Regions from separate parts of the Homo sapiens genome. Here region 1 is linked to region 2. Evidence: read pairs that join two places in POLR2A ChIA-PET (ENCODE). Cell type or tissue: MCF 10A. All regions are shown on one strand. Each heading gives the region's core, and the rest is flanking DNA. Links, peaks and the distances in the headings are about the cores only. Region 1 overlaps LOC105369917 (a long non-coding RNA gene). Region 2 overlaps METAP2 (methionyl aminopeptidase 2).

Evidence for each region. ChIA-PET counts read pairs that join two places held together with the same protein. Peaks named below come from ENCODE experiments on the same cell type or tissue, not always from the same donor. Only the 100,000 strongest peaks of a DNase experiment are listed, where the experiment ranks them.
Region 1: POLR2A ChIA-PET joins it to region 2 with 5 read pairs; 6 of 35 experiments call an interaction of 5 or more read pairs at or near these places.

Annotation. Positions count from the first base shown.
Region 1 is chr12:95,394,438-95,399,816 of GRCh38, forward strand. It overlaps LOC105369917 (a long non-coding RNA gene), which reads right to left. Exons shown (of 11, transcript XR_001749265.1): 2 at 2,378-2,563. Among named protein-coding and RNA genes, the nearest start is that of METAP2, 77 kb to the right of the region's middle. In MCF 10A, for the core only: no CTCF peak of the experiment used is centred there; a DNase peak (open chromatin) is centred at 2,614.
Region 2 is chr12:95,476,422-95,481,800 of GRCh38, forward strand. The region is part of intron 2 of METAP2 (methionyl aminopeptidase 2); the gene reads left to right. Among named protein-coding and RNA genes, the nearest start is that of METAP2, 5.0 kb to the left of the region's middle. In MCF 10A, for the core only: no CTCF peak of the experiment used is centred there; no DNase peak of the experiment used is centred there.

The DNA of each region.
Region 1 (5,379 bases), core at 317-5,316, 82 kb before region 2:
GATAGGATGGGAAATGATGAGTGACTGCTAATTGGTACAAGTTTTCTTTTTAGGATAATGAAAATGTTCTCAAATTAGATGATGATGATGGCTGCCAAACTCTGTAAACATACTAAAAGCTATTGAGTTGTATGCTTTAAATGAGTGAATTTAATGGAATGTAAATTATGTTTCAATAAGCTGTTTAAAATACAAAGAAAAAAAGAAAAGTTTTCTCCAAGAAGGTGATATTTAAACTGGGACCTGAAAGATAAGAAGAAACCAGTCATGCAAAGAGTGGGGACAAGAGCTTTCAGGCACAGGGCACAATGTGTGCAATGGTCATAAAGAGAGAAAGAAGGGCCAGGTGTGCTGGCTCATGCCTGTAATCCCAGCATTTTGGGAGGCCAAGTTGGGAGGATCACTTGAGATCAGCAGTTCAAGACCAGCCTGGCCAACATGGCAAAACCCTGTCTCTACTAAAAATACAAAAATTAGCCGGGCATGGTGGCGTGCACCTATAATCCCAGCTACTCGGGAGGCTGAGGCAGGAGAATCACTTGAGCTGGGGAGGAAGAGGTTGCAGTGAGCCAAGATTTTGCCACTGCACTCCAGCATACGTGATAGAGTGAGACTCCGTGCCAAAAAAAAAAAAAGAGAGAGAGAGAAAGAAGGCTCATAAAGAAGGGGCAGATCGTAGACAAGGTTGGAAAGGGGCCAGAGCAGGCAGCGTCTTCTGAAACTTTCCAGGTCACCACGTTCCATTTAGACACAAACTATAATCAGACAGTATCATTCATATGGAAGTCAACATGAAATATGTTAACAGCAAAACCCATGGATGGGACAGCAAGTGAAAAGCTGTTAACCCCAAATTCTACAGCTGCAAAACACCTGACTGTGGAGAAAAGAGGTATCATCAAATTTTAAAAGGGAAAATATTTAAAACAACACTTAGCCTATAACCAGGGAAGTTCATTAAATTACTCCCACCATTGTCATAAAGATCAATTTCTGTAGCCAGCTCATAAAGAATTCACATCTCTAGAAGGTTGTTAATGTGTTGGGTCCTATAGAACACCAAACAGGAACAGAAATCAATAAAGCAATATAAATACAGACTTCATAGTATCTGAACTTTGTGAGTAGCTGTAGGTGACAGATCTGAGACCTGAGATAAAAGGAGGAGATCAATCCAGGTTGCACCAGCATGGGATGTAGAAAGGGATCAGAGGATGAAACAGAATTCCAAGTGAGAATATATGAATATCCAGGAAAGAGAAGATAACCAATCCTTACAAGTTTTCATCAACATCCTTGATAAACACACTAATACTGGCCTGGTCATCCATCTTATATGTATTTACACTTCTCAAATTCCCCTATGCATGTATCATCCAACCTCTAACAGTATTGGAGGTGGAAAAAGGCAGTGAAGTAGACAGAGAATAATTTAGATTCAATTGTTTCCCTTCTGGTTGATTGCCAAAAATGACTGCAATATTTTAGTGCTTTCTGAAGAAAAGCAGGAGTCTATTTCTCCACTTCCCGAATCTAGGTTTGGCCATGTGACTTGCTTTAACTGATGGGGCATTAGCAAACATGATGCTAGAGAAGTCTTGAAAAATGCTCATGCATTGGGCTTCTTCTTCTCTCTTGCTGCTTTTGGAACCCAGGCACCATGTGAAAAAGCCTGAGCTAGCCTGCTAGACACTGGAGACACATGGCCCAGCTACCTTGTTTCTCTAGCCAATAGCCAGATACATGAGTAAGTTTTCTATCTATCGTTACTATCAGACGGCTCTTTTTGTTTGTTTGTTTGAGACAGTCTTGCTCTGTTGCCCAGCCTAAAGTGCAACCTAAAGTGCCCAGCCTAACCTACATGAACACGGCTCAATGCAGCCTCAAATTCCTGGGCTCAAGTGATCCTCCCACCACAGCCTCCCAAGTAACTGGGAACACAGGCGCATGCCATCATGCCTAGCTAGTTTTTAAAAAACTCACTATGTTGCTCAGGCTGGTCTCAAACACCCAGCCTCAAGTGATCCTCCTGCCTCAGCCTCCCAAAGTGCTAGGATTGCAGGTGTGAGCCACTGCACCTGGCCAAGGAATCTCCTAGTATTGCTCATCTGGTGTGTACTCAGCTCCAGGCTTCTCTTTCTCTCAACATGTTCAGGGTTGGAAGGTAAAAAAGCACTGGAATTAGGATCTGAAAACTGACTTCAGTGCCCTTCTCTGAGCTTTGGAAAAGGTATCCATCTTCTCCAAGCCTCAGTTTCCTCCTCTGGGAATTACACCTAGTCATAGCGTTCCTGGGAAAACTAGATAACTTGCAAAAGTGCTCACTAAAGTGATATATATCAGCAAATAACAAGGGTGAAACATGAATCAAACTCACCAGAAACAGTGTCAAAAGAACCTAACTTTAACAATCCCTGGAATATCAAGTGAAATCCATTTTTTCTTCGTGAAAGTCATGATTACTTTTCCATCTTGTCTGTAGTGTCACAGAATAAGATGTTCAATTAAAATGCCGTAAAATTACATCATGCTTGCTCATCTGTCTTTCGAAACTGTTGAATGACTAGAGTTGGGAGATGAAAAGACTTTTTGAAAGTAAATGCTTTCTCAACTTTTGAAATGCTTCCAGATTCTGTCATGTTCCTTTCATTTCAACATCTAAGCTGGGAAAGACTCTTTGACACCAAGGGCAGGTGTTTACATGCAGCTCATCCAGGTACTTTGCTACCCTATTAATCTGTCTCTCTCTATATATTTGGATCTTCAGAATCAAGCGTTAGTCTTTTGTTTCTTTTAGCTTTTTGCTGGCCTGTACTCTTTGCTGGCAAGCTGCTGACACATTTTGACAGGTGACTTGGCTCATAAAAACAGCCAGGGAAGGGAAATGGTGAGAAGGGGCTTCACCAGGAGCATGGTCAGCACATATGAAATGCTGAATGTGGTAGAAACACACAAAAGGATATTTATGAACTGGTTTTAAAAAAAAAAGGTTCTTGCTCTCTGGATGACCTGATTCTCAACTCCCTTCATCTTGAAGACTTAAGTCAAAATACAGGGGTTGGGAAATATGTGATTGGAACTCAATCAATAAATTCAAATTCAGCAAATCTGGAGGGTGGATTTATCCTCATGGTGCTTTATTTCACTGAGAGGCTGCCTTGTGAATAAGTTATAATGTCAATCTCTTCCTAAAGATCCAAGGGCCAGAGCATGTTTTTCTAAATCCCCATTGCATGCTTTTTTTCATTTGCTGCATTTATACGCTTGAGGTGTCTTTGTTTTACATTTTTCATCTAAGGAGCTTTAAATATGAATCATCTACTAAACTGAAAGCGAGCGCATGGAAGAGGATTAGGCAGAGGTGTGGGGTAAGTAATAGCCTAAGGAAAAGTAAATACAGAGAAACAGTAATTACAGTGAGTTGAACACTGGTCCTCCCCATGCATGTCCACCCTAAACCTCAGAATGTGATCTTATTTGAAACGTGCTGTAGTCCCAGCAGGTTGGGAGTCCGAGGTCAGAGGATTGCCTGAGCCCAGGAGTTTGAGATCAGCCTGGGCAACATGGCGAGACCCCATCTCTAAAAATAAAGTTAAAAAATAAAATAAAATAGGGCCCTTGCAGATGTAATTAGTTAAGGATCTTGAGATGAAATCATCCTGGATTTAGGGTGGGTCCTAAATCCAATGACTGGAGTGCTTATGACCAGAGCAGAGATCCCACAGAGGAAGTGGCAATGTGAATGAAGAGAGAAGCAAATGGAAGTGAAGCATCTGCAAACCAAGAAACGCCACGCATTGCTGGCGACAGCAGAAGCTAGGAGAGAGGCATGGAAGAGTCTCTCTCTCAGAGCCTCCAGAAGAAACCAATCCTGTCAACACCTTGGTTTCTCACTTCTAGCCTCCTGAACTGTAAGAGAATATATTTCTGTTGTTTTAAGCCACCCAATGTATGGCAATTTGTCATGTCGGCCCTGCAAAACAAATACAGTAAATTAACACCTGCTGCAGGTAGTCTTGAAGAGCCCGGCAGCCTCTGCCACCTGCACTTGGTTGTCTGTGGACACTCTGACATTCTTACCTGACTCCTTCAGCCCACCTCTGACCTTATCCTGACCCTCACTAACATTAAATGCCATCTCTTATCCTCCTCTTTCTGAGCCTCTGCAGTATGACATGGGGAGGGATTGGAGTCAGGGAGGCTGTGGGATATTGTGTATGTCAGGAGGAACTTTGGATAAGGCATGAGTTAGTCAAGGCTGGGACTGGTTAAAGGATCAAGGTCAAGCATCGGATGAGCCTATGTGGGCACACATTGATTGGGAAATTTTTTTCTTTTTTTTGAGACAGGGTCTTGCTCTGTCACCCAGCCTGGAGTGTAGTGGTGCAATCATGGCTCAGTGCAGCCTCGACATCCCAGGCTCAAGCCACTCTCCCATCTCTCTCCCTACCAAGTAGCTGGGACCACGGGTGTGCGCCACAATGTTGGGCTATTTTTTTAAAAATATTTTGTGAAATCGGGGGTCTCATTATATTGCCTAGGCTGGTCTTGAAATCCTGAGCTCAAGTGATCCTCCCACCTTAGCCTCCCAAAGTGCTGGGATTACAGGTGTGAGCTACTGTGGCGCAGACAGACTGGTACTATTTTTAAAAGCCAAAAATAATGGTCAAAAGGGCAGGCTTTGCAACACAAACATCTGATAGCCTTCATTTGATGTAGTAGGTAGAATAATGGTCCCTCAAATATGTCCATTCCCTAATCTCCAGAATCTGTGAATATGTCTTTTCATGGCAAAAGGGACTTTGCGAACGCCTCTCAAGCTAAAGATTTTGAGATGGGGAAATTATCCTGGACTACCTGAATGGGCCCAGTGTAATCACAAGGGTCCTTCTGAAAAGGGAGATAGGAGAATCAGTCAGAAAAGGAGATGTGGTCGGGTGTGGTTGCTCACGTCTATAATCCCAGCACTATGGGAGGCTGAGGTGGGAGGATTGCTTGAGCCCAGGAGTTTGAGACCAGCCTGGCAACATAGTGAGACCCTCTCACTACAAAAAAAAAAAAAAAAAAATTAGCTGGGTGTGGTGGCACACACCTGTCATCCCAGCTACTTGGGAGGCTGAGGCAGGAGAATCACTTGAGCCCAGGAGTCTGAGGCTGCAGTAAGCTATGATCAGGCCACTGCACTCCAGCATGGGTGCAGGATGACACCCTGTCAAAAACAAACAAACAAACTACAACAACACTATAAAGTATTATTGGCTGGGTGCAGTGGCTCACACCTGTAATCCCAACACTTTGGGAGGCTGAGGCAAGAGGATTGCTTGAGCTCACCAAGCCTGGGTGACATAGGGAGACCCCATCTCTACAAAAAATTTAAAA
Region 2 (5,379 bases), core at 241-5,240:
GAATTGCTTGAGCCCGAGAGATGGAGGTTGCAGTGAGCTGAGATTGCACCACTGCACTCCAGCCTGGCCAGCAGAGTAAGACTGTCTCAAAAAAAAGAAAGAAAGAAAGAAAGAAAGAAAAGCTAGAAAATGTGATATTCCTTAATCAAAATTTATTTACTCGTATAGTGTTTTCTCTGACATTTCACTTGTTACCTCAATTAATGTCACAGATTAAAAAGGAAAAGGTATTTATTAGCAAGTCTTGAAAAAGTTCAATGTGTTAATTAGCTGTTCAGATAGGACAGATCTCAGAGTTTAAAAATATACTTGGTAGAAGGCAAAGTAGTGAGTATTAATAAGATTGAGGGGTTGTTTATTTAACTAATACTTACTGAAGAACTACTATGTACTAGATACTTTCCTAGGTTATTTTCACATACATTCACATTTTAACCTCACAAAACCAAGCAAAGTAACCTACTTGTGCTTAGATATCCATTTTGTTTTTTGGTAATGGACTGTCTTTTCCTATTTATTTTGACTTTACCCAGCCCTTCATGGCTTTACCCAGCCATCTCATTTTACAGATAGGGAAGTGGTAGTTACATGATTTACCCAAAGTGACATAGCTAATATGTGTAGAATAGAGCCAGAATTTCAAACCTAGTGCCTGACTGCACGTTTGTTCCTTTTACTCTCTATTTTTTTTTTTCTTTTTGAGACCGAGTCTCGCTCTGTCGCACAGGCTGGAGTGCAGTGGCGTGATCTCGGATCACTGCGACCTCCCGAGCTCAAGCAATTCTCCTGCCTCAGCCTCCCGAGTAGCTGGGATTACAGGCGCCTGCCACCATGCCCAACTAATTTTTTTGTATCTTTAGTAGAAATGGGGTTTTGCCAGGTTGGTCTTGAACTCCTGACCTCAAGTAATCTGCCCACCTCAGCCTCCCAAGGTGCTGGGATTACAGGTTTGAGCTACTGTGTCCGGCCTGTTCCTTTTACTCTCTATACCAAAATTAACTCTTTTCATTCTGAAAGAATCGTATAGGAGTGCACTAAGTTTTATTATAAATTCCTTGACCCTAGCTCCTTCTGGGTGTTTGGGTACAATAAGATTTTTTTAAAGACAGCAACTGCTAATTGATGTTATCAGTAAAACAGTGAAGGAAGAGACAGGTAAGAAAACTTAACTTTTTTCCAGCCTCTTTTGGCGGAGGAAAAATGGGGCTTTCCCATTCTTTTTATTTGTAGCTGCCTACTACTGAGAACATCTGCTCCCCCTCAAGCACCACCAGCCTGGGGTTAGGTCTTTAACCATTAGTTGGGGCTGTAATTATTGTGTTAGGGTAATGTAGAGTAGTTGTTTTCCTTTAGAGTGGTATGTTCTCTGCCTTCAAGAAGCTTATAGTGAACATTTGGTGGAAAAAAGTGCCAAGATTCAAGGGAATTACTAGCTTTTCCTCTTCCTTAAACCTCTGTTCTACATTGGCTTATGCTTTAGATTATGAACTTATTTTGAGCTCTTCACAAGAAAATGTTTTGTAAATTCAAGGCAATATAATAGATTGCTATAGACCCACTGTGTATATGGTATCATAATGCTTCCTGGGCCTGTCAGGCTAGTTAAAAAATATTGGCTGGGTGTGGTGGCTTATGCCTGTAATCCAGACAAGCCTGGGCAACATAGTGAGACCCTATGTCTATACCCGTCCACCTCCCCCCACCCCCCAAAAAAAATCACAGTGCTAATCTTGAAGTGTTATCTTGTTCTGTTACATCTCTACAAAGTTGCCCATCAGGTTGGAAATCTTCAATGTATTAAAGAAGATTTTAGGAATATTTGTAGTTATTTCAGTAATCAGAGTCAGTCAATACTACTTACCTGTTGTTAGGTCTTTGAGGGAATGGAAAGCTAGTGTTTCAAGATCTTTCTCCTAATGGAAAACTAGACCAGGTGTGTTAGCTCTCGCCTGTAATCCCAGCATTTTGGGAGGCTGAGGTGGGTGGATCACCTGAGGTCAGGAGTTCAAAACCAGCCTTACCAACATGGTGAAACCCCATCTCTACTAAAAATACAAAAAATTAGCCAGGTGTGGTGGTGGGTGCCTGTAATCCCAGCTACTCGGGAGGCTGAGGCAGGAAAATTGCTTGAACCCAGGAGGTGGAGGTTGCTGTCAGTGGAGGTTGCGCCATTGCACTTTAGCCTGGGCAACAAAAGTGAAACTCTGTCTCAAAAAATAAGAAAAAATAAAGAAAACTAAGGATGTGGTAGACAGACAAAACCTAGAAGTGAAAAGGTATTTGGGTACCTGTAATAAAATTTATTGAAATTTGGTGGTATAAGTGTGGGCTGAATGCCGAAGGAAGGCTCATTGGAAGGAATAGAACTTGAGTAAAACCAAACAAAGGAACTATTTTGGGTTGGGGTAATGCTGAGAAAACATTTGAAGCATTGTGGTAATACAAGCTTGCCATATGAGGTGATAGATTGAGGGAGCCTTAGAGGATTTTTAAGAAATGTTATGAGCCAAGCACAGTGGCTGGTGCCTGTAATCCCAGCTACTTGGGAGGCTGGGATGGGAGGATCTTTGAGTCCAGGGGGCTTCAGTATGCTACGAAAACACCTGTGACTGGCCACTGCACTCCAACCTGGGTAACATAGTAAGACCCTGTCTCTTAACAAAAAAGGAATGTTATGAAATAATAATTTAGGCTTTACCTGTATACAGGGTTGTTTAGAGGAGAGGAAGTGTGTAGGAAAGGCAAGGAGGAGATCATTTTGGAGGCCTCTTAGAAATAGCCCAGGCATATGGTAATGAAGATGTAAACTGATAGTCATAAATAGGCATGGAGAGGAAGGATCCAGTGAACAGTAGTGTGGAAGCAGAATTCAAAAGACTTGGAGACTTGCATTCTGGGAGCAGGAGTAAGGCATTAGTGGACTCTGGGAGTTTGCACTTGGGTGACAGAATGTTGGTGCTGTTGACTGAAATAGTGAAGTTGGGAAAGAGCCAGTTAGACATTGGGGGAGAGGTTTGCAGGCAAAGAAGAGGGTACTAAGTTTAATTTTAGATGTGCTGAATTGGAAACTGTGGTATTGGTATAAAAAGTTGATCCTGTGGTCATCTGACAGTGTGCTGGAGGTAATTCATTCAATACATTTTGAGTCAGGCTCATTAACATATAATTTCCCTAAAATAATAGTCACCACTCTTTTTTTTTTTTTTTGAGACGGAGTCTCACTCTTGTCCAGGCTGCAGTGCAGTGGCACGATCTCAGCTCACTGCAACCTCTGCCTTCCGGGTTCCAGCGATTCTCCTGCCTCAGCCTCCTGAGTGGCTGGGATTACAGGTGCCCGCCACCACTCCCAGCTAATTTTTGTATTTTTAGTAGAGACAGGGTTTCACCATGTTGGCCAGGCTGGTCTCGAACTCCTGGCCTCAAGTGATCCGCCCGCCTCAGCCTCCCAAAGTGCTGGGATTACAGGCGTGAGCCACCATACCTGGCCCCAATAGTCATCCTTTTTAAGTGTATAGTTTGGTGAGTTTTGACAAAGTATGCAATTGTGTAACTACTACCACGACGGAAGATACAGACTATTTCCATTTAACATTTCCATCTCCAGAAAAAAGTTGTGTCTCTTGTAGTTGGTTCTCTTGCACTATACCTAACCCTTAGCAATCACTGATACGTTTTCTGACCCTAGTTTTGGCCTTTCCTGGAGTATCCTATAAATGGAATTATTCGGTATGTAGTTTTTTGTGTTTGGCTTGTTTTACTTAGCATAATACTTTTGACAGTCATCGAGTTGTGCATTTATCAATAGCACATTCCTTTTTATTGCAAGTAGTATTCCTAATATGTTTTACCCTTTTACATTGAACAATATTTGGGGTGTTTACAGTTTTGGTCTGTTGTGAACGAAGTTACTATGAACATTTGCATATGGGTCTATGTGTAGATATGTTTTCATTTCTCTTGAGTAAATAGGACTGGGTTGCCTGTCATATGGTAAGTATGTGTTTAAACTCCTAAGAAGCTGTCTGGTTTCCAAAGTGGCTATGCTGTTTTGCATTCCTCTTAGCAATGGTTGAGAGTTTCAGGTTGTTCGTATCCTTGTAAGGACTTGGTATTTGTTTTAAAATTTTAGTCTTTGATAATGGGTATGTAGTGCTTTGTCATTGTGGTTTTAATATGCACTTCCCTAATGATATTGAGCATCTTTTCATGTTTTTATTTGCTTTTTCCTTTATCTTTGGTAAAGTGTTTGTTCACATTTTTTGTCCATGTTTTATTGGGTTATTTGTCATCCTATTGAATTGTAATAGTTCATTGTATATTCTGGTTGCAAGTTCTTTATCAGATAATATGTTTTACAGATATTTCTATGGGATGGCTATTCACCTGGTTAATGGTATTGCTTATAGGACAGTTTTAATTTTGATAAAGTCCAATCTATCTGTTTTTTAAATTTATGGGTAGTGCTTTTTGTGTCCTGTCTAAAAAGTTAAGTCATTGCTGTCTCTAAGGTCACAAAGATGTTCTGTGTTCTCTTCAAGAAGTTTTATATATTTTTAGCTGTTATGTTTAGGTCTATGGTTCATTTAGAATTAATGTTTCTAGATAGTGCAAGGCAGAGCTTAAAAGCTTGAGACTCTTTTTTTTAAAATATGATTTCCAGTTGTCATTCAACAGATATCAACTGATTTGGGCATAGTAGTAACACAAATAAACATAAGCAGCCTCTGCTGGCCAGGCCTGGTGGCTCATGCCTATAATCCCAGCACTTTGGGAGGCTGAGATGCGATTCGAGACCAGTCTGGGCAACTTAGACCTTGTCTCTGCAAAAGATTAAAAAACATTAGCCAGGTATAGTGGTGCGTGCCTGTAGTCTCAGCTATTCAGGAAGCTGAGGTGGGAGGATTTCCTGAGTCTGGGAGATTGAGGCTGCAGTGAGCTGTGATCCTGCCACTGCACTCCAGCTTGGGCAACAGAGTGAGACCCTGTCACAGAAAAACCAAAAAAACCAACCATCTCTGCCTATGAAGAATATGCTGGGATACTGTGAAGAAAAGACATGTAAAAGCACAAATTTCAACATGGTATAATGGTTGGAACTATAAACATATATAGATTAATACTCAGATCCTGGCTCTGCTGCCATCCTGGCACAAAGTTCTATAAATGGTGGCTGTTTTTCTGTACTGAATACAGACATTGGACATTGAATAAGGTAATTAGCCTCAAAAGGATGAAAGTATCAAAGAAGGACCTTTTTGTTCCATTTTAAAGATGAAGAAACCAGGGTAGAGGGAGGCTAAATAACTTGCCCAAGGTCACCCAGATGGAAAGATTTTTAGTATATGTTTAAAATTGGTGATGTATCTTCAAGTATTTGTT